Linked DNA regions of Homo sapiens: region 1 is linked to region 2. Evidence: read pairs that join two places in POLR2A ChIA-PET (ENCODE). Cell type or tissue: PC-3. All regions are shown on one strand. Links, peaks and the distances in the headings refer to the core of each region. The heading gives the core; the rest is flanking DNA.

What was found. ChIA-PET counts read pairs that join two places held together with the same protein. Peaks named below come from ENCODE experiments on the same cell type or tissue, not always from the same donor. Only the 100,000 strongest peaks of a DNase experiment are listed, where the experiment ranks them.
Region 1: POLR2A ChIA-PET joins it to region 2 with 7 read pairs; 1 of 35 experiments calls an interaction of 5 or more read pairs at or near these places.

What each region holds. Positions count from the first base shown.
Region 1 is chr10:76,328,758-76,344,980 of GRCh38, reverse strand. The region is part of intron 6 of LRMDA (leucine rich melanocyte differentiation associated); the gene reads right to left. Among named protein-coding and RNA genes, the nearest start is that of KCNMA1-AS1, 550 kb to the left of the region's middle. RefSeq lists a silencer at 8,456-8,750. In PC-3, for the core only: a CTCF peak has its summit at 7,225; a DNase peak (open chromatin) is centred at 7,120; H3K27ac peaks cover 1,096 bases.
Region 2 is chr10:75,782,177-75,798,399 of GRCh38, reverse strand. All of the region lies in intron 2 of LRMDA (leucine rich melanocyte differentiation associated), which reads right to left. Among named protein-coding and RNA genes, the nearest start is that of MIR606, 240 kb to the right of the region's middle. In PC-3, for the core only: a CTCF peak has its summit at 8,907; a DNase peak (open chromatin) is centred at 9,879; H3K27me3 peaks cover 1,050 bases.

The DNA.
Region 1 (16,223 bases), core at 4,407-9,406, 550 kb before region 2:
CTTTTTATATCTGGGTTTCTGAATTATGAGTTATCTTATGCTTTTTTTTCAGTACTTGTATGATTTCTTTTTTTTTTTCACTTAAAATTTTAATCCATTTGCAACGTATCCTGCTGTAAGGTGTAAGGTATGTATCTAAATTTTTTTCCAAATACCTATTATATGTCCCCCAAACTTATACTGAATGGCCCATCTTTTCCCTACCTATTTAAGATACTACTTTACCATATACAAATTTCTACATGTAACTGAGTCTAGTTCTAGACTACCTATTCTATTCCATTATTCTGGGGAGTCCTGTGCCAGTACCACATTGTTTTAATTATTAACATTCCATAATATATTTGATATCCAATAGGGCTGATTTTCCCTCATTATAATTCTTTTTAAAAATAATCCCAGCTATTATCTTTGCATATTTTCCACATGACCTTTAGATTCAGTTTTTCTAGTTTAAAACGGAAGAAAAAAAGCTTTGTTACATGATTTCATAATGAATTTATAAATTTACAAAGAGGTAAATGACATATTTATGATCTTGAGTTTTCCTTAAAAATAATACGAATGTCTGTTCTTAATGTCAAGAATTCTTGTGCACACCCTTCTAGAAGGTTTTTGTGGGTTTTTTTTCTTGGAGATATTGTATATTTTTGTTAATGTTTGATTATAATATTCCCAATTTATTATCTTTTATGTTGCTTTTGTAAATGAAGTTTTTCATTCAAAATACTAACAGGCTTTCATTTCAATATAAAAAGTCTAAAGATTTTGCATATTCACTGTATATTTTACTTTCTCACTGAATTATTTTTTTAGATTTTTAGTTGTTTCCCTTAAATTCCAAGTGCAAAAATCACCTGGCCAGGTGCAGTGGCTCACATCTATAATCCCAGCACTTTGGGAGGCTGAGGAGGGTGGATTGCCTGAGGTCAGGAGTTCAAGACCAGCTTGGCCAACATGGTGAAACCTCATCTCTACTAAAAATACCAAAAAAAATTAGCCAGGCGTGGTGGCACGGGTCTGTAATCCCAGCTACTCAGGAGACTGAGGCAGGGGAATTTCTTGAACCTGGGAGGCTGAGGTTGAGGTGAGCCAAGATCATACCACTGCACTCCAGCCCAGGCAACAGAGCAAGATTCCATCTCACAAAAAAAAAAAAAAAAAAAATCACCTGTAAACATGAAACTTTTATAATAGGCTTTCCACTTTGATGCCTGTAATCTCTTCTCATATCTAATTGCTTTGGTTAGTATTTCTAGTAAAACATTAAATAATAGGTAGTAACAGATATCTTGTTTTGTCCTTACTTTCACAGGAACGCCTCTAAGTTTGATGTTGGCTTTTGGACTGAGATGGATGTGTTTTTTCATATTAAGGAAGTACACATCTATTTTTGAATGCTTTTTATCAAGAATGGCTATAAAATTTTTGGCCAAAGCCTTTTTGGCATCCATATAATTATGGGTTTCATCATCAGATCTACTAAAAAAAGTAAATAAATGAGTATCCTAATATTGAAATTTCATTGAATACTTGGAATAAATGTTACTTGGACATGATGTTTTACTCTGCTTTTATGCTGCTAGATTCTGTTTGTAATTCTTTCAATTAGCATTTTTGCACCTATAGTTAACATTGGAGTGAGTATGCAGTTATTTTCTCTGTAATCCTTATCAGTGTTTCTATAAAGCCCTTATCAGTGTTTCTGTAAAGGCCTTATGTACTTCACAAAAGAAATTTGGAAGTACTTCTTCACTCTGTAAATATACTTCTGTAAGAGTAAAGTAGTACTTCCATACCCTGCAACAGTTTAAATAGCATTGGGATCAGCTCCATGTTATGCAAAAGCCAGCTTGTACTGACTCACAACAGCCTATCTGCACATCTCTTCTCATCTTCACTTTAAGTGATGTCACACAGGTAGCTTGAAATAAATTATGACAGAAATATTTATGCTTAGAAATCAGCAAACAGTACAGATCAGGGTTTTTTTTACTCCCTGCTCCAGCCCCCAGACCCGGTTGTTAAACATTTAGCAGAATACTATAAGTATCTACTCTTCTAATGTTTGGTAAAATTTCCTTGTAAAACCACCTGGACTTGGTGTTTTTGTGGGAGAAGTGATAGGTCTTTATGAACTTTATTTTGCCTGTGGAAATCAAACTGTTTCAATCTTCTATCTCTTCTGGGGTCAGCTTTGGGAAATTATATTTTCCTACAAAATTATCCACTTGATGTAGATTTTCAGATATTTGCACAGAATTAAACACAGTTTCTTCTTAGGATTATTTTAGTTTTCTCTTGTTTCTATGGCTTTTTATTTTTTTATTTTGTATATTTGCATTTTCTTTATTTTTCCTTGATTGGGATAGTTAATAATTTAGTTTTTCAAAAAAATTAACTTTTGGTCTATTATACTTTTTGTATTCTATCTTATTAATATTTATTTTTAACTTTAAAACTTCCTCCCTTCCACTTTCCTTTGATTTATGAGGCTGATATTGTTTTTGAGTCAGATGCTTAATATATCTTTTACAATTTTTGCTTATTTTTTCAAGTTAATATATGTACTTCAAGCTATCTATTTTCCTCTAATAATTATCTTAAATCTATCTATACATTCTCATAGGTAATGGTTTCATTAATATACTTCTCTAGCTATTCTACAGTTTAGGCTTATATGTTATCTTTTTTTTGTTTGTTTTTAATCCCCCAGGAATTCTTAACCATATATGTTATCTCTGACTTGAAATGTAAGAGTACTAGAAAATTTCTGGGTAGAGGGCTTTTTTGCAATCTAATTTTGTTATTTCTGGTTTTATTATATTATGATCTCAGTGTTATTGTACTACCTCTATCTACTGAAATTTATTGAAATTTTGTTTGTGATCCAGTCAGTATATTACCGGGGAATACTGTATTTGCCAAAATCAGTCAGAGCAATACTTCTGGTCCCACATGCTCTTCCAGAATTTTGCCACTCCCCATGAACAGGCAGAGTCTATTTGCCCTTCCCTTGAACATGAGCAGCAGGACTTTTGTAACTACCGTAATGAACAGAATATGGCCAAAGTAATGCTGTATGACTTCTGAGGTCATAAAAGATTCTATTATTTCTGCCTGGGTCTTCCTGTCTCTTGGGACTCTCACCCTTAGAACTCTGCTACTAGGCTATGAAAAGCCCAAATGAGCCAACAAAAGGAAACCACATGGAGAGGCCCACATGCAGGGAAAGGGGGGCCCTTAGCCAACAGCCAGCATCAACAACCAAACATGAACATATGAATCTTCTGATAATTCTAGCTCCCAGGCTTCAAGTCTTTTATTGAGGCCCCAGGCATTACAGAGATAAGCCATTCCTACTATCCTTTCTTGAAATACCTGACCCACAGAATCTGAATATAATAAGTCATTCTTTCATAGAATTAAATTTGAGGGTAATTTGTTACACAGCCGTACTAACTGGAATAACAATGAGTGTTTATGTTGACTTGAAAAGAAGCATATCCTATATTGTTAGGGTACAGAGTTTGATATGTTTTAATCAAATCTACCTTAATAATTTTGCTATTTTTGTCTTTCATATCCTTATTTTTTCCCCACTTAATCTGTCAGTAAATGAGACAGGTGAAGGAGAATCCCCTAAGACTAGTATATTTTTCAATTTCTCCTTTCATAGCCTATGATTTTTCCATCATGAATATTGGCACTTTATTTTGCTATATAGCTATTCGTAATAGTTATTTCTAATATGAATTTCAACCTTCAGTACCAGGCATCTTTCTTTGCCTCATTTACTGTTCTGCTTGAATTCTACCTTGTAAAACACTATAACGACTACAACACCTGCTTTCTTTTTATTCACATTTGTCCATCCTTTTATTTTAACTTTCCTGAGTCAGTTTGTTTCTGTTTCTCTTCCACAACACAGAGCATTAGGTTTTGCCTTATAATTCACTCTGAAAATCTTTAAAATACATGAATTAAGCATATTTATATATTTTACTACAGATATAATGGATCTTAGTTCTGTTATGTTATTAGGGCAAAACTGAGTAATTGTCACAGATGTCTTCTGGCCTACAATCCCTAAAATACTTATTATCTGCTCCTTAACAGAAAAAGTTTGCCTACTCCTGGTCTAAGTCATAATATTGACTGCAAATAATGCTGAATTTACCCCAATCTTTATTGCGCTCTGTGTTGTTGTTGTATATCTCATTGCTTTGGCTAGCACATCCAAGGGAATGTAGAATAGTCCTTCTCTGCTTGTTCTGAGACTTTGATGGAAATTTTTTAAATCCCTCTTTCATATGCAGGTTGCTATAGGTTTCTGGTAGATACACTTTATCAAGTTAGGGAAGTTCCTATCTATTCTGTGTTTACTGAGAGATTTTAGCAGAAATGGTTGTTAAATTTCATAGGTTTCTCCCTCTCTCTCTCTTTTTTTTTTTTTTTTTTTTTTGATACAGGTTCTCACTCTGTCACCTAGTCTGGAGTGCAGTGACACGATCTTGGCTCACTGCAACCTCCGCCTCCTGGGCTCCAGAGAGCCTCATGCCTCAGCCTCCCAAGTAGCTGGGACTACAGGCATGCATCACCATGCCCAGCTATTTTTTGTATTTTTAGTAGAGACAAGGTTTTGCCATATTGGCCAGGCCGATCTCAAACTCCTGAGCTCAAACAATCCACCCTGCTTGGCCTCCGAAAGTGTTGGGGTTACAGGCGTGAGCCACCATGCCTGGCCTCCCTCTCTTTTTATAACTAGTAACATCATCCTTATATATAATCCCATTTTCTTTTTTAATATGCCAATATGACACATTTACTGATAAATTCTAAAAGTAAACTAACCTTTCAATATTGAGATAAACCCTACTTGGTCAGGAAGTACTATTTTTTAAATGCATTACTAAGTCTTATTGTTAATTTCTCATGGAGGATTCCTTTATTCATATTTGAAAAAGAGACTGACCTAGAGTTTCATTTTCATGTTTTCTCACATTGCTTAGGGTCAGTTATGGATTCCTAGTAAGAGAAAAAGAGTAATTTTCCATATTTTTTATTTTCTGGAATAAATTATAAAAGATGAGATGCTACTTCTCTTTGAGGGCTATATGGTTATTTTTAAAGTTTCTTTTATCATCTTATTTTTTTCTCTGTTTAGACTTATATTTCTTCTTGAGACAGCACTGGTAACTATAATTGCCTTAAAATTACTTGTTTTACTTAGATTTTCAGATTTATCAATATGAAGCTCAATAGCTTTGTGGGGTTTTTTTTGTCTCATTATTCCTAATGTTAAATGTCAATCTCTATTTTTTCTTACTTTGATCTGCTAGGCTCACCTTTTTCTTAAATATCTGTTGGTATTGTTGATAAAGTATATTGTACATTGTTTTTATTTTATTAAGTCCTTCCATGTGTCATTAGGTTTGCTTGGTTTTTTAATTAGGATATATGAAAACATAGTTCATATATTTTTATCTTCTATTCCTTGTTTTACAGTTTATGTTTCTAAGGAGGAAAAATCCTTTAATTAGACTTTTGGTATATCCCACAGTTTTTAATATACTACAGTGTTATCACTTCCATTTACTCTTAAAGTATACTGTATACTATTTCCTCATAAACCCAAAACTTCATTTATTTCTAATTCTGTAGTCTATAGTTCTTTTTCTTACCTCTTTTACTTTTTTTTTTTTTTTTGGAAGGAGGGGGAAGGAAGTCTTCCTTTTTTAATATAATTTCTAATTTGACTTAGTTATGGTCAGTTAATTTGAAAGAAGCATGTTACACTTTTCTTTATGAGCCAGTTTGTGGATATGAGCCAATTTGTGACTGTTTCATACAGGTTTTTAAAGAATATCACCTTATTTTCCATGTAACAAAAGGAAGGTATTGTAAAAAGTCCATTCATTTAGCTGTCATTTTCATAGGAGATGTGCTAAAGTCTTCATGATGGTGACTTTGTTAGTTTTTTCTGGTATTTCTAGAAGTTTCTGCTTTATGAATTTCAAAGCCATGTCATTGGGTACATTAAGATTCATGATTGTTTTAGATTCCCATTATATCTTCATAGTTATACAAAATAACCCTCTTTGTCATTTCAGTAATCATCTTGAGTCTTATTTTGTCTAATATTAACATTGCTCTTCCTGGATTTTGTGTTAGCAGGTATCCAGTATTTCTGTCCTTTAATTCCAGTATTTTCAAGTTTTCTATGTCATTTTATTACATGCACCTCTTGAAAAAGTATTTTATTTTACATTTTTTTTTAACCAAATCTGGTAGTGCTCTGTCTTTTAGTCTAGTTCATTCTCATTTATTATGACTTAATACATTTGTACCAACTCTTGCCATCTTATTTTTCTGATCCAATCACTCATACTTACTGCCCTGGCTTAGAGATAGCTCTGTTACTTGATGCCTAAACTAAGGATGGAGAGAAGTATACAGACAATGTGACCCATGTGGCTGTACCCACTGAGGAAGCCCAAATTATTGCCTGCTATGAGGCCCCCAGTAGCTTTCTCTGTGCTTAGAGAACTCCTGAAGCTAGTTCTACATCCATTTATTTATTATTTATTTATTTATTTATTTATTTATTTATTTATGAGACTGTGTCTCACTATGCTGCCCCGGCTGGAATACAATGGCTATTCACAGGCTCAATCACTCAACACTACAGTCTCAAACTCCTGGATTCAAGCAGTCCTCCTACGTCAGGTATATCTGAGCTTGTAGGTATATGCCACCCTGCTGGGTCTTGGTTCTGCATTTTGAAACTCTGTTGCATTTGTTTTGGGCTGTGATCTTGCAGGAAATCTATAGTTTCTGATCAAAAGCAGTACCCTTTCTTTCTTTTCCAGTTAGTTATTCATTTGGGAATTGTTTTTTTTTTTTTCTATAAGGAGAAGGGTAACAGCATTTCTATTATTTCTTCTGCCTTGAAATAGCTTCCTGTCTTAGTCACAGTAAACAGTGTTAAAATAATCTATCAGGAAGCCATTAGGCTGAGATGGTTCCAGCACTTTGGATTCCTACATAAGCAAACCAAAACCCAAGTCAATGTAAGCAGTAAAATGAAACTTAAGCTTAACCAACAAGAAACCACTAACTAACTTCTAACTGGGACTTTCCACTTTAACCAATCAAATAATTTCTTTGTCTTGGCTTCCACAAACACCTTATAAAAAATATTCCCTCACACCCTCTTGGTGGAGCCCTGAACCACGTGCAATCTAGTGCTGCCTGATTCATGAATCACCATCTGCTCAAATAAATTCTTTAAAATTTTAATGCTCCTGGGTTTAACATTTAACAATGGGCTACAAGTTCTAGCCCCTGGTATTGTTCTGGCTTCATCTACCACTCTCCCCCTAGATTACTAACTCCAGCCACACTGACCTCTTGGTTGTGCTTCATGTATGCCAGGAGCACGCTCCCACCTCAGGGCCTTGCACTTGCTCCTTCCTCAGCCTGGACCACTTTTCTCTCAGACATTCTCAGGGTTCCATGCCTCACCTCCCCAGGTCTTTACTCCACCATCATCTTCTCAGTGGTGACTTCTCTGGCTGTCAGATCTTAAATTGCCAACACATACTCTCTCATGCCCTTGATCTGCTGTCGTTTTCATCTTAGTACCGATATACCATGTGGTGGTTTTATTTTTATCTTAGTTATAGATCCTCTCTCTGACTAGAACATAAGCTCTTTGAAGGCAGAAATGTTTGCCCACTTTATGCACAGCTCTATCTCTAATGTTTTGAACAGGGCTTGACACATAGAACATGCTCTATAGATATCTCTTGAATGAATTAATAAACTTCCAGGGATTTGGAAGAAGAAATGGAGGCTATGGAATATGTTAAGTCTGCTATCCTAGTTCCCCTTGTACTTTAGAATCATGCAGACATGCCAACATTCACTGCCCTATCTAACCTGTCTCTGGAGGAGTTTCATTTTCTGATTTGAACATTATATGAAATAAAAGTTCCAGAGAGTTTCCAAGGAGGCAGATTAAAAAAAGGGGGGTGGGGAGAAATTAGACATAACAAGGAAAGCTATCTCTTGAGAAAAGAAATTTGTGTAGGAGGATGGTTGTATGGGTTTCCTTAATCAAAAACAAAAAAGGGACTGCATCTTATCCTCTTTGACTCTCCTTGATTTAGGATAAACTGATGAGGTATAGCAAGATAAATAAAGGAATAAAGAGCTAATCCACAAGGGAGAAGACTGTTTTATTGCTCTCACACAGATGTCTGTCCTAACAACACAGGATATTTTTTTTTCCTTTGGGGGAGGGTGGGAATAGAGTTGGGGAAGCAGCAATTTAAATTGGGACCTCTGGGCAGTCTGTGTTTGGGAATTAGCACTGCATTATTTCCCTGGCTCCCCACCCCCTCTTGTCATTTAGTTGAGAAACATTTGCCCTGGAACAGCACACAGAGTTTGCATTAGCATCCCTGAGGACAGAACTTTGACCCCACAGACTAAGGAAGCTACAAATGGAAAATTCCAAGTTGCTGTACTCTTTTATTTTCATGCTAATGCTTCTGCAGAGAGTATTTAAGGAAACAGATGCACAAGAATAATAAAGAGCTGAGGACTAAGAACTCCTCTGGCAACTGAAGTTATGCTCCGTCCAGCATGATCCTGTATCTCCCTGTGCTTGCACAAGTCCAGGAGGGTCAAGGTGAAACCCTGATTTCATTTTATGAAAAAGCTGAACCAGCACTGACATAGAGAACCCAGGATTACATCCAGTCAGGATTTGAAAATTGTTTAAGTTTCATTTCACTTCCTTCAGGCTACCTCAAAGAGAGATGAGCATGTCCTTCAGTAAAAGGCCTTGGGGAATGGTGATTTCTCTATCTCCCTTGCCAATCCACACCCTAGTTCAAAACAATACTCATCCTTCTGTAAACCAAAAATAAAATTCTAAGCCTCCCTCAACTATCTTAATAGACTCCCTCCTGTTGGCCAGGGCACTCCAAAGTTAACCTGAAAAACTGATTCAGGCTATGATGGAAAGTCGGGGGTGGGTTGGACATGCCTCATTATGCCCTCCTCCCTGTTGGAATTCAGGAAAAGCCAACCAGCATTTAACATCAACATAGACCTTAAGTCTGATAAGAAATATTTACAATCTATTCTCTCTGAAGCCTGCTACCTGTAGGCTTCATCTGCATGATAATGCCTTGGTTTCTACAACCTCTTATATCACCCAGCTGTTCCTTTCTATTGACAACTCTTTCAACCAATTGCCAATCAGAAAAATTTTAAATCTACCTATAACCTGGAAGCTCCCCCCACTTAAAGTTATCTGCCTTTCTGGACCAAACCAATGTATATCTTACATGTATTTGATTGATGTCTCATGTCTTCCTAAAATGTATAAAACCATGCCATACCCAGACCACCTTGGGCACATGTCATTAGGACCTCCTGAGGCTGTGTCACAGGCGCATCCTTAAGTCTTTGCAAAATAAACTTTCTAAATTTATTGTGAGACATGTCTCAGATACCTATGGGTTCATACTTCCTTTGGATCTAACCTAAACAGTGCTTACTATATTTGCAGCACCTGGCTACTTCCCTTGTATTCTGTGCAACAAGAAAAACTTCTCACTTTGTCCTAAGAATAATCTCATCCTCGGTATAAATCCTCATGTGGGAGACATATGAGAGCACTACACTCTGCAAAGCCAGATCATCTTAATGTTTTATCCTAATTTGCAAACAAAACTTAAATTTTACTTCACCCTAGCTATGTCTTGCAAAGGAGAAGCTAACTGGAAATGTAGAATAATCATATCTAATTCTTGCTTTAAATGATCCACCCCCTACTTTCACCTAGATTATGACCAGAAACTAGACAAGAATCCACAACTTGATCTCTTCCTAAATCCTTTCACACTTGGAACTCACGCAGGGAAAGTTCTTTCAACTCAGTTCTCACCTTCATCCAAGGCCACCTCCCAATCTTTCTATCATCACAGATCCCTCCCTTCTCTGCACTCTTCCATCTAGCTTGGCCTCTGCTTTCTCTGCATAGGACCTTGTCTCCAATTAGACTGTAGGATTCCTGAAGGCAGAGCCCACAGCTTCTTTTTCATCTCCTACATGCCCTGGTGCAGGGTTCCACATGTTACGGCTCTCATGAAAACCATGGTTGAGTGACTGATTGAAGAAACAGCAACAGGCCCCTGCAGTGACCTGAAGCATATGGAATTCTGAGCAAGGGAAATGAAAAGCCCAAAAAGCCCAATACCACACCCTTTATAAAGTACACACATCACAACAAATCCAAGGTTATTGGAAAAGTAACAGCCCTCTCCCCAGACCAGCCCCAACCAAAAAATTTCATTAGAATGGATAAAGAAACTGCTGTAAATATTAATGGCTGGAGGAGGAAGCTGGAGGACGGCAGGCCGAGCTGAGCAGGTGTTCACTTCCCTCAATTTCAGTCCGTTTGCAGCCAACAACGTCATCATTTGGCCTTCTTGAGCTCACCGACAGGCCATTTTTCATGATTTTACCATTTCTGGCCAAATGCAAACTTTTTAATTAAATGTGCCACATGATTCCAGATGTTTGTTTATTTGTTCCAAAAAAGGTTGTAAAATCACTACATGAGGAAAAACCTGGGGCAGGGGTAAAGTTTTCTACAAGAGACAGGGAAATAAAAAGAGTCAGAAGAACTGGGACTAGGAAGTTAATACTGGGCCGAGCTCACGGCTGAACAATTTAGACCAAAAGCATTGGCTTCAAATCACTCTCCTTCCAGGAGCCCAAGATTCAGAAATAAAACACCCTGGACATTTATTAGTTCTTAAGAGAATGAAGCTCATCTTTAAGCCAAAGGCTAGAATGAGAACAAATGTTTGTGGCTGCTCTGCCTGCTTTTTGTACGTTTGTTCCTGCTGCCACAGCTCCACTACATTAACTCCACCGGTCTTCCATTTAACAGGCCAGATTAGAGTTCATGCATGAATGGTGGGAGAGAATCCTGTGATGAGGATGAACCGACAGAGGGGCAACAGGCAGAGACCACAGCCTCCCACACACCATGCTGGCTTCCTTATAGCTTTCTGGTCCTCTGTTTCTCTCTACCCTGAAATATAATCAGTATTCGGTCTATTGTGTTTGCAACAGAATGTTTCTCATATTCCTTCCTTTATTTTTTGTACTCCCAGTCAGCCAGCCAGCCACTCCAGGCCTTGATCATCGAATGCTGGATTATTGTAACATTATCCTGGGCCCTGTGTTTTAGTTTCAAAAGCCAACATCAGAAATATTCTGAATAACATGCGGAGGAAAAACACTGACTGTCCAGTTTCTCTGATGCCTGAGCCCTCGTGACCAAACCATCAGCAACCTCATACAACAACTCCATAGTGGCCATAAGGTTCCCTGTGCATGGCCCCCACTCCTGCTCTCCTGGCAGTATCTATCCAGGCCCCAGCTGTCTTCCCCATCTGTTACCAAGTTGTTTTCTAAATTACCTTTGCTAGAAACCTGCTCTTTGGAGGCATCACAGTCTATGGGCACAGAACCTGGTTATCTGGAAATCTAAGGCTTCTAAGACTGAAACAATTTCCTTCCAATCCCATCCCACCATGGCCTCCTTGAATCCAGGCTCTCTCCTTTCCAATTACCCCTGGATACTGCTTGCAGATTAATAATCCTACAGCATGGTTTTAAATAAAATATAAACCCTTCTGTCTGTCCAAGGCCTGCCATAATGTGGACCTATCCTACATAAGGAACCTTATTTCTGACCTTTTCAAAACAGGGTCCCTTTCTCTCATCAGTTCTACCTGTTCTTGTCCTTGTGCTTTATCTTTACCCATTTATCTTTCTGGAATGCCCTTCTTTTGCTCTCCACTTAACATGTTCTTCAAAGCTCAGTGCCAACATCCTCCAAAGAGTCATGCCTGAGTAGTCTCACCTACATTGCACGCTATCTTTTCTAAACGTTGAGAGCATTTGCAGCTTTTACCAACTAATAGAGCTCTTATTTATGTAATATATAATATATTGTTTGGTTGGTATTACTTCATTTTTGGGATCTCCTCAATCAAACCATAAATTCCTAGAAGATAGAGATAATATTCTCTATTTCTGAATTCTCCACAAATCCTAACAATACACTCAGTACACAATAGGTACTAAATGAAGACATGTTGGGGAGATTCTTGAATGACTGTGCTCATAGCAATCTTTGTCTTACTGACCATATCATACTTTTTTCTTTATAAAAAGGGGCAAGAAACAGCCCAGGACTCTAAAACATAAGCACATTTAGAACCTTCCACCCTGTACATTCTAGGCTTCCATTTTGTTAAGATAAAGGGAGCATGTTTTTACTATCATTTTTTATTGGGACTGTCTGTTGGGGGAAGAGTTGTCATTCTGACCTCTCATTTTACAGAAGTAGGGTTTGCTACTATTTGAGGGGCAGGGGAAAACTGAAATCCATTTTTTCCTCCTTGCTTTGCTCTGGGAGAGAAAAACCAGATTCGTAGCCCTTCTCTGTCTACAAGTATACCACAATTCTGCCCAAAGAATAGAAATAAAGCAATCTCAGAGACTGCAAATGAAAAATCATCCTTGGAGGAAAAGGAGAGGAAATGGACCCCTATGGATTTCAAATGTTTAAAGGAGGTTGCTTAAAGTTCCTGGCTAAACTCCATGCCAGTCTTGGTAATAGTCTAACAGATTCATCCATCTTCAATTCCACTTGGCTTGCTCTTCCATCACTGCCACCCTCGCAGACAGCGAGTGCACACATGCACATCTATCTATATATATGCGGAAGTTTTAATCTACACTACCCTCCATTCCAATCCACCCAGCCCGGCTCTGTACAGAGTGAAGCTATTGACCCTGCAAAGTAGCAAGGAGATGAATTTGATGACCCAGACCGGAGTTTTTAAACCATTTCAGCAAGGTCTAGAATCAAAGGAAAGTACAATTTATTCAGCACTTAGTAAAGTCCTTTTACTTTGGAACAGAGTGCACACACTGAAAATAGACTCCTACTGCCACGCAGATAAAATAAACCTGTCAACCACTACTGTCAAATCACTAGTCACCTCGATTAAATAAAGGAAACTTTAGCATCTCTCAGCATCTGAGAATTCCACCAAGATTATAAGCCCATAAAAGCATTATGAAGGAAAGAAAACTAAAGTAATGGGTTCTGTTGAAAATGTCATCAGAGGAAATCATTTTACATAATTAGCAAATGCTAATAATAGTTCTGCACGAGGAACCAACACACTCTTCCCCCACACAGTCAAGGCACAGTGGTGGCAAGAAGTCTAAAAGATACAAGCCAAGGCCATACTCTTATTTGACAGGACCCCTGGACAAAAACATATTCTTGTCTCTAAGGAGGTTTTTTTCTTTTTTCTTTTCTCTCTCTTTCCTTTTGCCACTTTTCAATACATTATCCACAGGAGAAATTTGGATCTGTTGTGCTTCTATGAACTTTCAATGAGTCATTGACAATTTTTTGAGAAATTATTTGATGCTTAGCTCTCTTGAAAGACTAATAAAAATATTCTGGAAGGCAGAAGGCAATATATAAGCAGGCTGTCTCACTCATAGGGCCTGACCTTAGGTGAGACCTATGTGGCAAAGGCTCCAGAACCATCAGGTTGTTCATCCCATCTTTTTGTTAGTTTGCTTGTTTTGTTTGAGACGGACTCTCACTTGGTCGCCCAGGCTGGAGTGCAGTGGCACGATCTCCACTCACTGCAACCTTCGCCTCCTGGGTTCAAGCAATTCTCCTGTCTCTGCCTCCCAAGTAGCTAGGATTACAGGTGCCTGCCACTGCACCCAACTAATTTTTGTATTGTTAGTAGAGATGGGGTTTCATCATGTTGGCCAGGCTGGTCTCGAACTCCTGACCTCAAGTGATCCACCTGCATCAGCCTCCCAAAGTGCTGGGATTACAGGCGTGAGCCACGGCACCTGGCCTCATGTTTATAAATGGTCAGTGATAACCAAGAGGCAGTAGGCAAAAGATTCCTTGATGCTAAGCTATTAAGCTGGCCTAAATAAATGCATCTATTTTCCTGAGTCTTTGCTATTGTTTTCTGTAGATTTTGTTTATAATGATCAGACCTACTTAGCTTTCACATTCCCTGTGGCTGACATGAAAAGATAGTAGAAATCTAAAAATGAAAAACTAAAAGTTGGCTAAAAGAGACATACTGCCTCTGACAGGGCTCAAAACACAATACCCGAAATTGTGGCACCTTGACGTGCTGAGTGCTTTGAAACAAAAGACACTGGAAGGGCCTCAGAAGCAAGGTCTCTCTGGCCTTCTCTTACCTGCTCCCTCATCCCTCTGTCTCTGCCCTGCAGTGAGTTATAGAAACCAGAATTCCTCTTCCCTAAGTGGGGTCATCGAAACTAGAATCCTATCCCTTAAAGCCAGCCATAAAACCTAGAAAATTCACACTCTCTCTTCTCCTTTGAAGACTCTCATTTCAGAGGGTTCTGTCCTATAACCAGGGGAAGGAATGCTACATAGAGAGGCCAAGAAGAATCTGAACAGACAGGCCTTGCTAGGTTTCCCCTCAATCTATTCCCATTAGATCATACCCTTTGTCTAACCATGTTTCTACACAGCTGTCCATTCTTCATCAACATAAGCATAAAACTAGTTTTCCCTTTCATTTCTAAAGGCCCCCCCATCTCAGAAAACTTTGATTAAGTAAATTTCTTATCCTCTTCTCTTGTTAACCTGTCTTTTGTTATGGGCTGTGACCCTTATAATAGATGAGGAAAAGTATCGCATCATTCTGCCCCTGCACCTCCGAATCCTATAAGCCCAAAACAAATTGTGAGCAATAGTTTAGTCATCAAGTAACTTCCTTTTGAGCCCTCCTGAAAGCATTATGCTTGTTGGCATGAAGTTTTTCTGGCCAACATCTCCCCATCCCAAACATTTTTGTCTACATTGCTACCTCTTCACATACAGACATTTAAATTTCCTTTTATTCACTTTCACTTTGGCGATTTAATGAGTTGAAGCAAAACACTCTGTATTTATGTCTTCTGTGGAAACGTATTTTATGATATCTCAGGCTAAAAATGTTTTAAATAATTTAAAAAAACACAGTTTTTCTTTCGGTCTTTTTCTTCTTTTTTGGATGGCATACATTGAGCTGCTTCATGGAGATATACAGAAAAATCAATTGCTAAGCATAAAATGCAACTCACATTTAGGAAACTGCAAATGATAACTAATTATAATAAGTTGCTATATAAATTACTTTGTGACAGTCCCAGCAATCAATTTCAAACACAAATAGACCAAGCCCCTGGTTGGAGAGGAAGATGAGTACCTAACAACTGTGTCAATAAAAATAATGGCAAGATTGCCAACAATAGTCAAAGTAGAAAGGTTATCATCTCTAAGCAAGTTTCACAGCAAATTTCCTCTTCATTTTTTTTCTTTTTGCTTTCTTTCTTTTACACATTTCAAGTTCAATGTTTAATATGGCAAGCTAACTATGGCATATCTTCAAGACTATAGTATAAGCATCAGGAAATAAATAATTCAGGGACATTCACTAGGCTTGCAATTATCTTGCAAAATGTGCGTGCAGACAAGTTGAAATGAGATCCTCCACATGATAGCTATTGGCAAGGCAGGGTTATGGTAGATGTGCTGGATTATCTGTTTTACCATTACCACCATCTGCTTTCTTCTAAGGTTTTCTCTGTAGCTTCGAGGGAGAACTGAAAACTACATCGGAGAATCGCCTTCAGTGAATCAGCCTAGGTTAGAGTTGGGCCAAAGAGAGATGCTGGAGTATGATTTGGAAATCTAGAGAGATGGAGGAGCAGGGCAACGCATGGATAACAGCAATGACTGAAACAGTCTCCAGGTGAACGTGAGAATCCCCTCACTGGTGCTTCAGATAGAGAAAGTCAGTGGGAGACACCCAGATGTTCCTGTGATCCACAGAAACTTTCCAGCAAGCTCCTGAGAATCACTGGTTCAGTGCTGAGGTTGTGACTCTGGGTGGTGGCAGCACCTCTAATTCCTTCCATTAAAACTCTTCATTACTGGAATACATACAGTGCCTTCTATTTTCCCTGTCTGAATCCAGACTGACATGGAGCATTCACCCTTTTTGTTTTCAAATTTTCTCCACTCCTGATTTTATTGTTCTGTAATTTAAAAATACAGAATG
Region 2 (16,223 bases), core at 7,260-12,259:
CATGACCTCGGCAGGGATTTCTTATATGTAACACCAAAAGCATTATCTATAAAAGCAAAAAGTGGTTAAGTTGGACTTTGCCAATATTAAAAACTTTTGCACATCAAAACATACCATAAAAAAATGAAAAGATAACCCACAGGCTGGGAGAAAATATTTACAAATTATATACTGTACTTTATAAAGGAATTATATCCACAAAAATGCAAGGAACACTTGTAACTCAGTAATAAAAACAGAATTCAATTTTTAAAAGGGGCAAAGGATTTGAATGTTTTTTGAAAAAAAGATATATGAGTAGCCAATTAGCACATGGAAATGTTCTATATTATTAGTCATTAGAAAAATGCAAATTAAAACTACAATGAAATACACTGTCACATGCACTAGAATGGCTAAAATAAAAATATATACTCACTAACAAATGTTGGGGGGATGTAGAGAAATTGGAATCTTCATATACTGATGGCATAAATGTAAGATGCAGTCATTTTAGAATTCAGTCTAGCAGCAATTTGACTCAAAGGTATGTATCCAAATGAAGTGAAATATATGTCAACACAAGACTTATATGTGAATATTTATGGCAGCATTGTTCATCATCAACTGACAAATGAACAAACTAAATGTGCTATATCCATGCAATAAAACACTATGGAGCAATAAAAGCGAACAGAATACTGATACATGCCACAAAACGAATGAATCTCAAAACCATTATGCTAAACGAAAGAAGCCAGACACACAACACCACATATTGTATTATTTCATTTGTATGGAATGTCTAGAAAAAGCAAATCAATTGTAACAGTAACTTGTTTTGGTTATCTAGAGTTGGGGGTAGGAATAGAGAGTGACGGCAAATGGACATAAGGGATTTTAAGGGTGACAGAAATCTTCTAATATTGGATTGTGGTAATGGTTATATAACTATATGATTTTATTTTAAAAAAATCACTGAAGAACATGCTTAAAATAATTTTATGTAATGCAAATTGTACCTCAAATAAAGCTGCTAAAAATATTGTCAACCCCCTAGCAAGATTAGTTAAGAGAAAAATTCTAAAATAACAATTCAGAAATGAAAAATGGTATAATGGCAGAGCCTACAGATATTAAAAAGATAATATGGTAACACTATAAATAATTCTATGCGAATAAATTCAAAAATTTAGGTAAACAAATTCCTTGAAAAATTAACTTAACAAAACTGACACAAGAAGAAATAGAAAATTTCAGTCACCCTATATTTATTAAATTAAAGTTATAATAATTTTTAAAACCTTCTACAAAGAAAACTGACAGGCCCAAAGGGTTTCATTGGTGAATTCTATCAAAAACTTAAGAAAAAAAACCCAAAATTACACAAACTCTTTCAGAGCACAGAGGAGGAAGGAACACTTTCCAATTCATCTTGAGGCCAGTAGATAACCCTTATCCCTAAATCTTACAAAAATATTACAAGAAAAGAAAATTACCACAATTTTTTATCATGAACATAGACTAAAAAATCCTTAACAAAATATTATCAAATTGACTGGGCACAGTGGCTCATGCCTGTAATCCCAGCACTTTGGGAGGCCAAGGCGGGTGGATCACCTGAGGTCAACAGAAGCCTGGCCAACATGGCGAAACCCCATCTCTACTAAAAATACTATAATTAGCCAGGCGTGGTGGCAGGCACTTGTAATCTCAGCTAACTGGGAGGCTGAGGCAGGAGAATCGCTTGAACCCGGGAGGCAGAGGTTGCAGTGAGCCGAGTTCACACCACTGCACTCCAGCCTGGGAGACAAAAGTGAAACTCTATCTCAAAAAATAATAACAATTATCAAATTGTATCCAGAAATATACAAAAAGGATAACACATGATGACCAAGTGATGCTCATCTGAGTACTGCAAGGTGAGTTTAACATTTGAAAATCAACAAATTGCTTTTACCATATTATTAATAACAGAACAAAGGAGAAAACCCATATAATCAATAGAGGCTGAAAAGCATCAGAAAAAGTCAATACCCATTCATGATAAACTAGGAATATAAGGGAACTTCCTCAAGTTGATAAAAGGCATGTAAGAACTTCTACATCAAAGATAATACATATGATAAAATAATAAAAACTTTCCTTCTAATACTAAGAATGAGGCAAAGATGTCTGTTCTCACCTCTTCTGTTCATCATTGTACTGGAACCTCTGGCCAGGGCAATAAGACAAGAACAAGAAAAAAATACATAAAATTGGGAAGAAGTAACTTTTTATTTCTAGACAATGTAATAGCTTACATAAAACCTCCTGATGAATTTAAAAACCAAATACTAGAAGTAGTAAGTGACTTTAGCAAGGTTGCTAGATACAAAGTTAATATACAAAAATCAATATTGCTATGTACTAGAAGCAAAGAACTGGAAAATGATTTTTTTAATTCAATTTATAATAGCATCAGAAACAAAGTAATAATAAAAGTAACTAAAGTTGTACAAGACCTCCACTAAAAAAACACAAAACACCTGAATACATGGAAAGATGTAATACATTTATGGATTGAAAAACTTAAGATATCAACATTCCACAAATTCATAGAGTCAATAAAATCCCAATCAAAACCCCACAGGCTTTTTTAATTGACAGGGTGGTTCTCAATTTATATGGAAACCCAAAGGACCTCAGTTTATATGGAAACCCAAAGAACAGGTGAAAGATGCTTCAAAAGAAATACAAATTTGGAGGACTCATACTCCTTAATTTAAATCCTTACTATAAAGCTACAGTAGTCAAGACAGTGTGGTAATTGCATAAAGGTAGAAAAATAGGTCAATGGAACAGAGCAGATAACACAATAATAGACCCACACATTCATGGCCAACTGATTTTTGATAAAGTTTCCAAAATAATTGAATGGGGGAGTGTAGTTGAAAATAATAAATGGGGCTGAAACAACTAGATATACACACAGACTCTCAATTCTTTTTCTTTTTCTTCTTTTATTTTATTTTATTTATTTATTTTTGAGACAGAGTCTTGCTCTGTCGCCCATGCTGGAGTGCAGTGGTGCAATCTCGGCTCACTGCAACTCCACCTCCCAGGTTCAAGCAATTCTTCTGCCTCAGCCTTCTGCATAACTGAGATTACAGGCATGCACCACCATACCCAGCTAATTTTTGTATTTTTAGTAGAGACAGGGTTTCACCATGTTGGTCAGGCTGGTCTCGAACTCCTGACCTCGTGATCCACCTGCCTCAGCCTCCCAAAGTGCTGGGATTACAGGTGTGAGCCACTGTGCCCAGCCAGAATCCCAATTCTTAACTCTCCTACACGAGAATTAATTCAACATGGATCAAAGACCTAAACATAAAAGCCAAAACTCAAGGTAATAAAAAGAAATAGAGAATATCTCACAACCCCAAGGAAGGCAAAGGTTTCTTAGGATACAGAAAGCATTAACAAAAAAAAAAAATGATAAATAGGTATTTATCAAAATAAAACCTTCTGCTTATCAAAAGGCACCATTTAAGAAGTGAAAGGGCAACTCAAAAACTGGAAGAAAAATTTGAAATAAATAAATATAGACATAGGATGTAGATATATAGATATCTGACAAAGGACTTAGGACCAGAAATCAATTTTTTAAATGGTCAAAATACTTGAACAGTCTGTTTACAAAAGTTGATATACAAATGGCAGTAAACTCATGAAAATACATTCAGCATCATTAGTGATCAGGAAGACACAGAGTAAAACTACAGTGAGATACCATTTCATACCTAATAGAATAAATATAGTCAAAAGACTGACGACACTAACTGTTGGAGAGGATGTAGAGTAGGTAGAACTCTCAAACATTCCTGGTGGAAGTATAAATGGCACAATCACAGTGAAAAACTGTTGGCCAGTTTTCATAAATTTAAACCTACATCTACCCACCCCCTCCAGGATCTGGCAGTTATACTCCTAGCTATTTATCCAAGAGAAATAAAAATCTAGATCTACACAGATTTTCACATGAATGCTCATAGCTTTATCCATAATGACCAAAAGCTATAAATAGTCCAAATTTCCATCAACAAGAAAATGAATTCTATATTCATAAAATGGGATAGTTTTATGATACATAATAAAGCATATACTTAATATGTATATATTTATTAAACATCACATAGCATCATTTATAAACATCATTGAATAACACACATAAGATCTGTGCATTTCACTCTATGTAAATTTTACCTGTATTTAAAAAGAAAAGCTAGTTGGGCAAAGTATCAGTCAGGAATAGCTTGATTATGTGGTGGTAACAAATAGCCCCCAAACCATAGTGCCTTAAGTAGGAGTCAGCCTGCTGGTCAACTGCAGCCTGCTGCCTGTTTGTGTAAACAAAAGTTGATTGGAACATAGCCATGCCCATGTGTGCACATATTTCCTATGGCCGTTTTCCCACTATGGGGACAGAGTTGAGGAGTTGTGACAGAGACTGCATGGTCCATAAACTAAAAGCCTAAAATATTTTCTATCTGGCCCTTTATAGAAAAAGTGTGCTGACCCCTGGCTTAAAAACCATAACGGTTTATTTCTCACTCCTGCTCCATGTTAATCAAGAGTCAGCTGGGAGTTCTGCTCCATGTCATCTGTACTGCAGGACCCAGCTGATGGAGCCAACTCTATCTGGAACGATGCTAGTCACTGTGACAGAGGGAAAAGAGCAAGCTCTGAAAGATCTTTCAGCAACAACTCAGTGATATGATTACAAAGTAACATATCACTTTTCTTACAACTCCTGGACCTGAACTATTCATGTGACCCCATTCACACAAGGGGACCAGAAAATACAATCCTACCATTTGTTTATACATGTGCCTGAAAGTGGAGAACTGGGATATTTGCCAAACAGCACTAATGACTACCACAATTAAACTGAGAATCAATCAGTCCAGGTGTTCATTTCCAACAAACATGCATAACCCTGCTGAAATATTGTCCTACTGGGTAGAAGTCTGAATCATAAAAATTCCAAAAGTTGCCCCTAACCCTTCCCTTCGGCTCCCCTCTCACTTGTTAGAGCAACCCAGTACACTGCTTTCCTAATGGATCTAGACTGGAAATCTGACTAACCATCACCTTCACAGTGAATATCCTTCAACAGGGCCCTCCTGTCCTCAAGAAAAACTCAAGCCTCTGTGACCAGACTCTGCCAGCTACTGCAGCCTCCTCTCTCTCTCTGCCACCAGCTCAATTGTGTCAGGCTCTAAGAAGATGGAGTATAGCTTATAAAGAGCCAGGCACATCATACTGTTTCTGTATGCTATCCCTTTGCTCCTGTGGTTTTCCCTGTGTGGAATACTCTCTCCTATTATTCTCACCCTTTAAGACTCAGGACAGTCATTCTCTTGTACACAGAGCCTTCCGTGACCACGAGCTTGCTATTGCACCAGACCCAAACTATCAAAATACCCCAACCACTGCTATCATACCAGAACCAAAGTACCAAGTCACAGGACTTCACCCTGTCAGGTTAAATGACTGCCAACTTACATAGCACTCACCAGGTGCCAGGCAGTTTTTTAAGCACTTTTCATATATCAACTCATTTAGTCCTCATAACAACCTACAAGCAGATATTATTACTATTTTTTCTTTTGTGGATAAGGACACAGAGGCATATGAACATTAATTAATTTGTACAAGTTCCCATAAGTGATAAGCTTCAGAGCAGGGCTATGACCCCAGGCTGGCTGGTGGGCTCTGAGGCATACTCTTAAATCACCCTGCTGTTCGCCACTGCAGGCATACAGGTCTGTTTCCCTTTGGGAATGTAAGGTGTTCAATGGTTAAAAAAATACACCAGCCAGGCACGGTGGCTCACACCTGTAATCCCAGCACTTTGGGAGGCCAAGATGGGTGGATCATGAGGTCAGCAGATCGAGACCAGCCTGGACATCATGGTGAAACCCCATCTCTACTAAAAATACAAAAATTAGCCAGGCATGGTGGGACGCACCTGTAATCCCAGCTACTCAGGAGGCTGAGGCAGGGGAATCACTTGAACCCGGGAGGCGGAGGTTGCAGTTAGCCAAGATTGCACCACTGCACTCCAGCCTGGGTGACAGAGTGAGACTCCATCTCAAACAAACAAACAAACAAACAAACACCAGTACCTCATTTATTTCTGTAACCCCAAGGCCTGGAACATAGTCATTTAGGCAATAGCAGCTGCTCAGCTGGGGTTAGTTCAGATAAAATAAGTAAGATCCTGGGGCCGGGCAAGGTGGCTCACGCCCGCAGCACTTTGAGAGGCCGAGGCGGGGGATCACGAGGTCAGGAGATGGAGACCATCCTGACTAACACAGTGAAACCCCATCTCTACTAAAAATACAAAAAATTAGCCGGGCGTGGTGGCGGGCACCTGCAGTCCCAGCTACTCAAGAGGCTGAGGCAGGAGAATGGCGTGAACCTGGGAGGCAGAGCTTGCAGTGAGCCGAGATAGCACCACTGCACTCCAGCCTGGGCAACAGAGTGAGACTCCATCTCAAAAAAAAAAAAAAAAAAAAAGATCCTGGAATCCCAAAATCAACTTGTCACTAAACAAAGTCCTCTTGACCAGTGACATTTAGCAAGCGGTCAGATCATTACCATATATACCTTTTTCCTGAATCCCAGCCCTTTCTCCAGGGCTGATGACAAACCTGGTAATGGAGAGGCCGGAAGGGCCTGAATTATTAGAAAGATCCTTAGAAAATAAGCTACTGTAAGTTGGGACAAGCATAACCAATCATTCTGAAATGTTTAGAAAATCCTGAATATCTGGGAGTGTGAGAATTTGACTTTTCTGTGGAGAAAACAGCACAAAGCTTTCCTAAAAGTTTTTCTCCCTCACATAATTATGCTTTAAATTGTTAATAGGTATAATTATGGAAGATGGCATTGTGCTTGTAATTTTTCCTATTCCCCTTGGTATTTATTGATGATAAATGGCTTTATTAAAAAATAATGATAATTTCCTTGTTTGGTTGTATATCAATACAGTTTCAGCTTTTGTTTATTACTGCTTATGGAATTTTATGGATTGCCAACATTTAGTTCTTTTATTGGTTTCTATTCTCTTGATGGTATAACAAGGGGGTGGAATTAACAATAATTTTATCCCTTCATTTCCTGACCCTCCCAACCCCATCCCAACTCTTTTAAGAAAGCACTCTAGTGCACTATTCATATGCGGCTACAGGACGGTATGATTTTTACTACTACATAATTAGAACAATTAGCTGTATACCCAAAAACTCTCCTCTAAGGGCCAGTGCCTCACCAAACTGTGGAAAGTGGGATGCTCTGTCCCCACACTGCACTGCACAGAATTAGCCCCCATAGCTCGGAATGAAGCCCCTTCTGCTGAGACCAGAGTTTTAAACCTGTTACATTAACTGCAAGAGGATCAAATAGGCAAATAGTTGATCTCAGTGTTCCCCAGAAGAAAACCCTATTTGGTTTAAGAAATATTTGCAAGAACCATTACAACGAAAGCCACCTTCCCCACAGAGGATATTGCAGTTCTTAGATAGCTTGTCTCAAAGTAACTCCTCTTGGACCTGGTTTGAGTTTTCTCAGGAGACTCACAGCCCTTGAAATGCTAAAAAGACTACATATCTCTTTGTTTATCAACAGCCCTCCACTGGGGAATAGACTGGTTCACGTTCTCCACAAAATGTATGCCAAATCAGATCAATCACCCAAATATAAGTTGTGCATGATTCTTTGAAAACTGCTTTTGGTTTTCATAAGAAAGTGAAGGCCGAGCTTGGTACCAAGAAGAGGAGCAGCATAAGCTCTTGTGATACTTTACGTTTATGTCATACAGTTAGGAAGGAGAGGAATACAAGGAAAAGAACATCACATTTGGACTCAGATCCCATCTGTCCCACCTGGGGTCATGTTCTTAGCTTCTTGGAATCCCACCTCTCTTTCCACAAAAATAATTTTAGCAACATCTGCAATTCAGGCTTGTTGCAAGGACTCAATGGGTTAAATGTCTAGCATATAATTGTTGTTTACTTTATATCATCTAATTTTCCTTTCTTCTAGATCAGTAGTTCTCAACTGGGAGTGAATCTGCCCTCCACCCAGAGACATTTAGCAAGGTCTGGAGACATTTTTTGTGATCATAACTTGAGGAAGGCCATGCAACTGGCATCTAGTGGGTAGCCAAGGATGTGGCTCAATACCCTACAATGCACAGGACGGCCCCCACAACACAGAATTATCCAGCCAAAAATGTCAATAGGGCCAAGATTAAGAAATCTTGTTCTAGACTAGTGTTAAAATAATTCTTTCATTGTGATTGTTTCTTCTCCATAGCTTCTGTCTCTTTAAGTGAGCAAAGATATACTGAAAATCTACCTGCTCAAAGTTCTGTGCTAGGCATATCCTTAACCATCTCGTATATTTGGTTGCCTGCTGCCATTTTCCCAAAGCAATTCACGTCTTCAATTATTGTCCATCCCTATGAATATCAAGCCTCAGCTTCTCTTTTCTTCTCTATGCTGCTTTCAGAGGTCCTGAAATCAGACATGCTATGTGTCAGAGCAAAGACTCGTATTAATCAACATCCAAATATAGCAACAGCAGTTTGAAATTCAAAGAATGGGCCTTGGGGACATCAATATTTGCATGTTCATGATAAATAACTACACATCTGTGCAATGTTCAATATAGTTGGGAGAGAAAAAGAACATTTATGTTGATTTCTGTCAAGTTCCACAACTAAAGGATCTGATATGCTAAAGAAACATAACTGAATTGTCATAAAGATGATTTTAAATATATTTATAATATACACTTATGAATTAGAGACATTCCTGGTTTACTCTGGGATTTTTCTAACCATCAATTAGCTTACACACCTACCCCTAGGGGCAGTGAAATGAATAATTTTCCAGTTTGAACATTAAACATCCATTGCTTTCCTATCTGAATCTGGTCATCTCTACAACTCATATCGACCCTACATGTAATGTTCAAGGCCCAGTTTCATGTTTTCATTCTTCTCACTGTATGTTGCACACATGTGTATCTTTCCATGAGCAGAAGCCCCTGCTAACTATTTACTGTGGGTTTACAACCTGCCAGGCTCTGCTGTAAGTGCTATGTAGTCACAATCTCATTTCATCGTCACAAAACCCTGCAGGGTCAGATGGTATCCCCCACTCCCATTTTACATGGAAAAAAACATTGACACTTACAGAGGTTAAGTAAGCTGGCCAAAGTCACACAGCTAGAAGTGTCTGAATGAGTGTTCACACCCTGTATGTGTGATTCCAAAATCCATGCTCATCACCACTACACTACATTAGGAGGAAACAGACCAGACATCTGGTGAGTGTTCTTTATAAAGAGTTAAGCAGAGGGCACATACCCTTTGACCTAGCAAATCTACCTCAAAGAAGCTATTGTCCACAAATGCTGGTTCATGTGCAGAAACACAAATGTAAAACTATGTTGACTGTTGCATAACTTGAAAAGGAGACAAGAGTTAACAACCTAAACAGGGGAAGCAGATCCAGTCTGTGGAATACAAAGTGGGGAGAATGTAGCAAAGAGTGTTTTCTTATTCATTATCACTTTCCCTTCTTCTTTAGTAAAAGGACTGTGATTTTATTCTGTGTGGCAATGCACCAAGTTAAAAATTACATTTCCTCGCCTGTCCTACAGCCAGGAACAGCTGTGTCTCGTAAATGGTTAACAAACAGCTCTCTCTTACACCATTTTCTCTTGTGTAAAAACTATGGCCAATTTCAAGCTACCAAACTCAAGACAATCGGCTTGCAAAAACTCTGGCAAATGTAACAATTGGCATTCATAACCTAGGGTGAGCTGGCTTTAGCACATGACTGGCTAGTGCTGAGCAATGTAAACAAATAAGTCCCTGCATAAAAATGGGACGGACAACTAGCTAGCATGTGCTTTTTCTTTTCCTCTCCCCTTCTTCTTCCTTCCTGCTTAAAACTTGGATGATATGACTGGAACTCCAGCCTTATATCATGAAGTGTCTTAGAAAATGAAAGCCACAGCTAAAGATGTTGATACAGAAAGACAGGAGAAGCCTTGTCTCTGTTGACCTCAGGAAGCTAACACAAGAGGCTGAATCTGTTCCTTTTTGTAAAAGAAACTAAAACTCCCATTTTAAGCCACTGTTATTTTGATTTTCTTGTTTCTGAGACAGAGTCTCGCTCTGTTGCCAGGCTGCAGTGCGGTGGCACAATCTCAGCTCACTGCAACCTCCGCCTCCTGGGTTCAAGTAATTCTCCTGCCTCAGCCTCCCAAGTAGCTAGGATTACATGCACCCACCACCACGTCCAGCTAATTTTTGTTTTTGTTTTTGTTTTTGAGACGGAGTCTCACTCTGTCGCCCAGGCTGGAGTGCAGTGGCGTGATCTCAGCTCACTGCAAGCTCCTCCTCCTGGGTTCACGCCATTCTCCTGCCTCAGCCTCCCAAGTAGCTGGGACTACAGGTGCCCACCACCATGCCCAGCTAATTTTTTGTATTTTTAGTAGAAACGGAGTTTCACCGTGTTAGCCAGGATGGTCTCAATCTTTTGACCTCATGATCCGCCCTCTTCAGCCTCCCAAAATGCTGGGATTACAGGCGCAAGCCACCTCGCCCACCCCTTATTTTGGTTTTCTATTACACACTACTTAAAACAGAGACCTTCAGACTTTGCTACAACATCTCTATTACTTGTATCTGTTATAATAAAAATGTTTTATTCCAGCATTGTTTACAAAATTTAAAAGGCAAAGATGTTTAAGGGGTAAGGGGTTGGGCCCTTGATTTTGGCAACAGTATCATGAGGGCGGGGGGTCTGGAGGAGACAGAGAAATGACACGCCTGGCACACAAATCCTCACTGTGGGTATGTCCTGACAATGAAAGGGACAGACTGGAATCCAACCAAGTTCACCAACTGCCAAAAAGATTTCTGGTCAAATAAGATTCAGGCGCCTCCTGAGATAAGCCTTCAGTGAAACATCCCGTTTCACTGATGAAACGTGATCAGGTAATGGGGAAAGCACAGGCTATGCCGCCAGGCTGACGTCTCCAACCCAGGAAACACCCAGGAATCCTGACAATGTGGAGGGAAAGCAGCAGGACTTCAGCCCCCTGCCCAGGCAGCAGGGGCTCCCCGATTAAGGTGTCCCAATTAAGGGGACCCCAGAGACGGTATCAAAGAAGTACAAAACAGAATATCGAACCACCACCAAGCATGCGGAAGAGCCAGAAAAGATAGAGACACTCAAGTCTATAGACCCCAATGTACTATCAGAGACAGCTGCAAACAGCAACCTGGTGGTTAAGTCCTTGGCGACAGCACAGACAAATCTAGTGGGGGCTTCATTCACATTCCCCAAGGTGGTCATAAGCACTACACTGAGAGTGACACACTGTAAAATCAATTGTGTGATACCTCTGCCTTTTCTTACACAAAATTACTGCCAAGTCCATTTAGGATTCATCCTTGTGGACCAGGTCAAGTCACTAGGCTTTTAGTACAACTTGTGTGCCCAAAAGTAGTGTGTGTGCTATGGAAGAGATATTAAGCATAGGTCCCTATTCTTAAAGATGCTGTAACCTAAAAGGAAAATGAATTACACATAGAAAAAAATATCTAGAGAACCATCATCTATGTTCAAGCATTGGATGCATATTCAAACCTTGATGTTTATGAATTCAGAGAAGAAAAACAAAATTCTTCCTGGAAAGAAGAAAAACTGCACAGAGAATATGGTCAGGAAGACACGGGTCTTCAGAAAGGCCCTGAAGAATAGATACCATTTGAATCAGAAAAAAATCAGAAAGAATATATTCCATATAGGAAAACAGCACACAATTGGTACTAAACCAACATATTTCCAATGAACAATAAAAACAGTAAAGAGAAGAAAACTAGAGAGGGGTAAGGATAATACTGGACAGTCATGAGTATTAAGCTTGAAAATGAAAAGTGGAAATTGCTCATTTTTCCTTAGAAAAATGCATCAATAAATATTAGCTAGATACCATTTAGGTGCCTGGATACTTGTTCTGGAGCCCCAAATACCCAACTGTTGGCTCCTGGACAATGGGGAGCACCTAAAGGCTGAGGAATGGACTCCACCTACTCATCAGAATTGATGGAAACCCACACTTTTCATACCGCCCCAAATGGGAAGTTGTTATGAGGAGAAGCGACCCAGATTTTTCTAGGCCTCATCTGCTCATAACTGAACAATGTAATAACCAACTTAGGAGTAATGAGCCTGCCCCTTGGGCTAAGATATCTCTTTTCCAGCATATCGCATGCAGTGAAATTGAGTCCACTTTGTGTCCCCCTCACAATGTCTAGTGGGCCTTGAACACAGCATGTGCCCGATAAATATTTGTTTGTGAATTCTACTCATTATGTGAAAAGGCCCAAGCAGGGCCCAAGCTAGGGTTGGTCAGTTGTCCAAGGTGCCAGAGAATCATAACTTAAGGCTAAGTCCATGATATGTGTTCTCCGGGAGGTGGTGGCAGATTTTTCACAATGTTTGATAAAATCGAAGGCAGGGGTACTGGTATTTAACACAGAAAGCAGCACTGGCTTTAAGTTAATGTTTCATATCCAGTAAAGAGGCTAAATATCTATCGTTTTGATAGATTGCTATAAATGAAACATTAGTGGGGCTCTTAAATACCTTGTTTCAGATCTTCATTACCCGAAATTAATCTTGAGCAGAATATCACACCCAATGTGGACTCCATTAAGTAGTCAGTTAGATAACACAGGCCACGCTTTATCTAATAAGGATGGAATCAGGAACGAATCTAACAGCACAATTTTACCACTCCTGCAGCCCAAGAGCATTGCAAGCCAGAGAGGCAGAGAATGTTTTCCAGAAATTCTCAAATATAGCCATCATGCCCCTGCAGGAGGACAGCTTCACAGTCGCTTCTCAAAAGCAGCCTGGTGACCATGCTCAGTGTTCGGTGTGGTCTTACATCTCCACCCTGGGCTCACCTGGGAACTGGGAGAGCTTTGCTCCTCCACACCCGTTCAAGGACTTCCACAGAACCATTAGTTTTGGTGAAGGTTTATCTGGAATTGTCTTCTGCCAACTTCTCTCATTATGCAGAAGCAGACCAAAAGTTCAAAATAGCATAAATTCAGAAGACAGGAAAGGAGAGGAGCACAAAGCTCACATACAACCAATCAGCTGAGCTAAAAGCAAGTTGAGGAAAACAAATGCACATCTCTAAGAATGAAGAGAAGGCAAATCTCCAATAATCTCCAGGAATCCACGCAGCTGCATGCCACATGCATGTTACAGAGGCTCCTGCGCGTCCATGCCACACGCCCACAAGCAGCGATTGACGTGGACTTTACCATTACAGAAGGCGCATGGAGAATCTGGCTAGAGAAGACTGTGTTCCTTTAACCTTCACATTCAACACAGCAAGTAAAGGCTATTTACCCGAAGACCCTACAAAACCTATTTGCTTCAATATGGATGTTTTTGGAATCAGCCTAGCTCAAAATTCCTCCAGTAGGCAAGTTTCTCCAAAATGAAACAAGTATTTCACTCCAGTATACCATTATCATGCATTTCTATATCTAAATATGTTTCTTCCTTTGAGACTGTTGACCCACTTGAATTTCAGCATTATCTACCTTTGTTTCTTTTTTTTTTTTTTTCTGAGATGGAGTCTCGCTCTGTCGCCAGGCTGTAGTGCAGTGGCGCAATCTCTGCTCACTCACTGCAAGCTCCGCCTCCCGGGTTCACGCCATTCTCCTGCCTCAGCCTTCCAAGTAGCTGGGACTACAGGCACCCACCACCAAGCCCGGCTAATTTTTTGTATTTTTAGTAGAGACAGGGTTTCACCGTGTTAGCCAGGATGATCTCAATCTCCTGACCTCGTGATCCTCCCGCCTCAGCCTCCCAAAGTGCTGCAATTACAGGCGTGAGCCACCGCACCCGGCCAGCATTATCTACCTTTCTTAACCAACTAACCATTCATAGTAATCATGGTTAACATGTACATACCAGGTACTCTTTTACATGTTTTGTTTTGTATATACTAATTCAATCATCCTAACAACACTGTAAGATAACCCTATTACTATCCCCATTTTATAGGTGAGGAAACAAGCTCAGGGAGGCAATTAGCTCTCTTACCTGCAGTCACATAGCCATTAAGCGGAAGATCTGGGATCTGAATTGAGCCATCTGGCTCCACCAGTCCTACTTTTAATCCCAACACTATATTGCATTGGTTTCACTTGTTCAGAGTTTAATCATATGAACCCAGACACATAATCTAGAGTGTAATGGTAAGAAAAACCAAGTGTCCCTGGCCATATTTCTCTCCCATTCCTTCCACCTCATTCCCTATTTTCAGTATTCGGCAATTAGGTATTGCTTCTGCCTTGCTGAAATATGTTTTTGACATAAAAATGGCCATAAGATATTCCAGTAAATACAGAATGACCCAAACCAGGCAATGTATTATTTATTTTGACCATGAGGGCATATCCTTAATCTTGACATCTTGGCTGGTTTGGGGCATTTCGCTTGATTGAAAGAAAGGGAGGAGATGAACATTTATTGAGCACTTGCTCACCATGTCCCAGGTAATGTGCCTGGCGCTTTCACCTAGATTGCTCTGTTTAATACCAAAAGCAAATCCACCCAAGGTAACTAATGAAATCCCATTTTTAGAGACAAAGAAACAGACTCAAAAAGGTTAATACTTACATCATGGTCAAGGAGACTCACTTTGGAGGGATGGCACGTGGATTCAAGCCTAAGCCTCATCTAAAGCTGAGTCTATTTCTACAACAGCATGCTAGGTAGTAGATACCCTATCCTATAAAACCAGAAACCATTCTCAGACTTTTTTTTTTTTTTTTTTTGCCTCTGAGCAGTAAGTCTTTACAGATTTACTGGTTGTTAAATGCTACTGACTCTAGCTAATTCCCAAATTAACTAGATTCCTTTTGGAGCTTGTAAAATGTGCTACACACTCAACTTCCGAATTTAGCATGCAAGATGATGACCACAGCAGTAAGAATGGTGCAACTTTCTTGTTAGAACAATGCATGCCTAAAAGCCTCCTTTTAATTTCTACCTTCTTTTATGAGGACTATGTGATCGAGGACACACCTAGGATACTGCATATTAATTTCAACACAGCTAATACCCAAAATGTCCCACCAATTTACTCTTCACTGACAATGTTAAAAGAAAATGATTTATGCAGATCAATCATCTCGCTCATCAAGTCCTACCCTGACAGCCAGCCTTCATCATTGCTATTTAAAAGGCACTGCTGACAGAAAAGACCGACTCTTTGATTAAGGGTCCTGTCTGGCTAACCTTTTATTTGAAGAATGATTGCCGCTGAGTGACAAATACTTTTCCATTCATTTCAAGGCAAAGATATTGACATTCAAATTCTTGATGGCTACACTGAGCAGATGCCACTGTTGGCAAGAGGCATGAGAGCAACAGCAGGTACTCCACGGCTTTGGGGGCAAGGGAAAAAGAATAAAACTAAAACACATGCACGCCGGCGCTGGCTAAAGGTTCTCAACAAGTGAAAGTTGCGGGTCTTTCAGCCAGATCCTCTTTCTTCAACAGTCAGCAAAGGGCATCTGCTTGCAGTTTCGCCCCGGTCTCCATCTCACAAGTGCCTGGCTTTATGTTGACTCTACTTGGAACTGCACCGGCAGCGAGGACTAGAAGTCAAAAGAAGCTCAGAACATGCCATTCCCAACCCAAGGGAAAAACATCTCTCTGTCCGGAATTGCAGCACCCTGGCCGACCTCAGGCTGAAAGTACCGGCCTCCTTTCCGCTTCACAGGATGTTAAGTGACTCAATATAAAGTGGAAGAAGCCGGTGAAAAATCACCCATAAAAAACAAAACAGAAATATTCCATCCCATCTGCTAAAGAGGAAGAAGAAAAAATAATAATAAAAGGAAGAGGTAAGATTGACAAATAGAGTTAGCAAAAAAGACAAACTGAACTTATTTTAAAAAGGTGGTTTTTCTAATTCATTTCAGGTGAATTTAGACCTTGGTCAGCATCACACACACACACCCCCACACACAAACACTGCATTCATATCCTCACAGCAGGATTATTTTGCTTGTTTTTATTTCTTAAATGCAAAATATTACCTTAAAGGAAAGTGAGAAAATTATGGATTAAGGAAGGCTA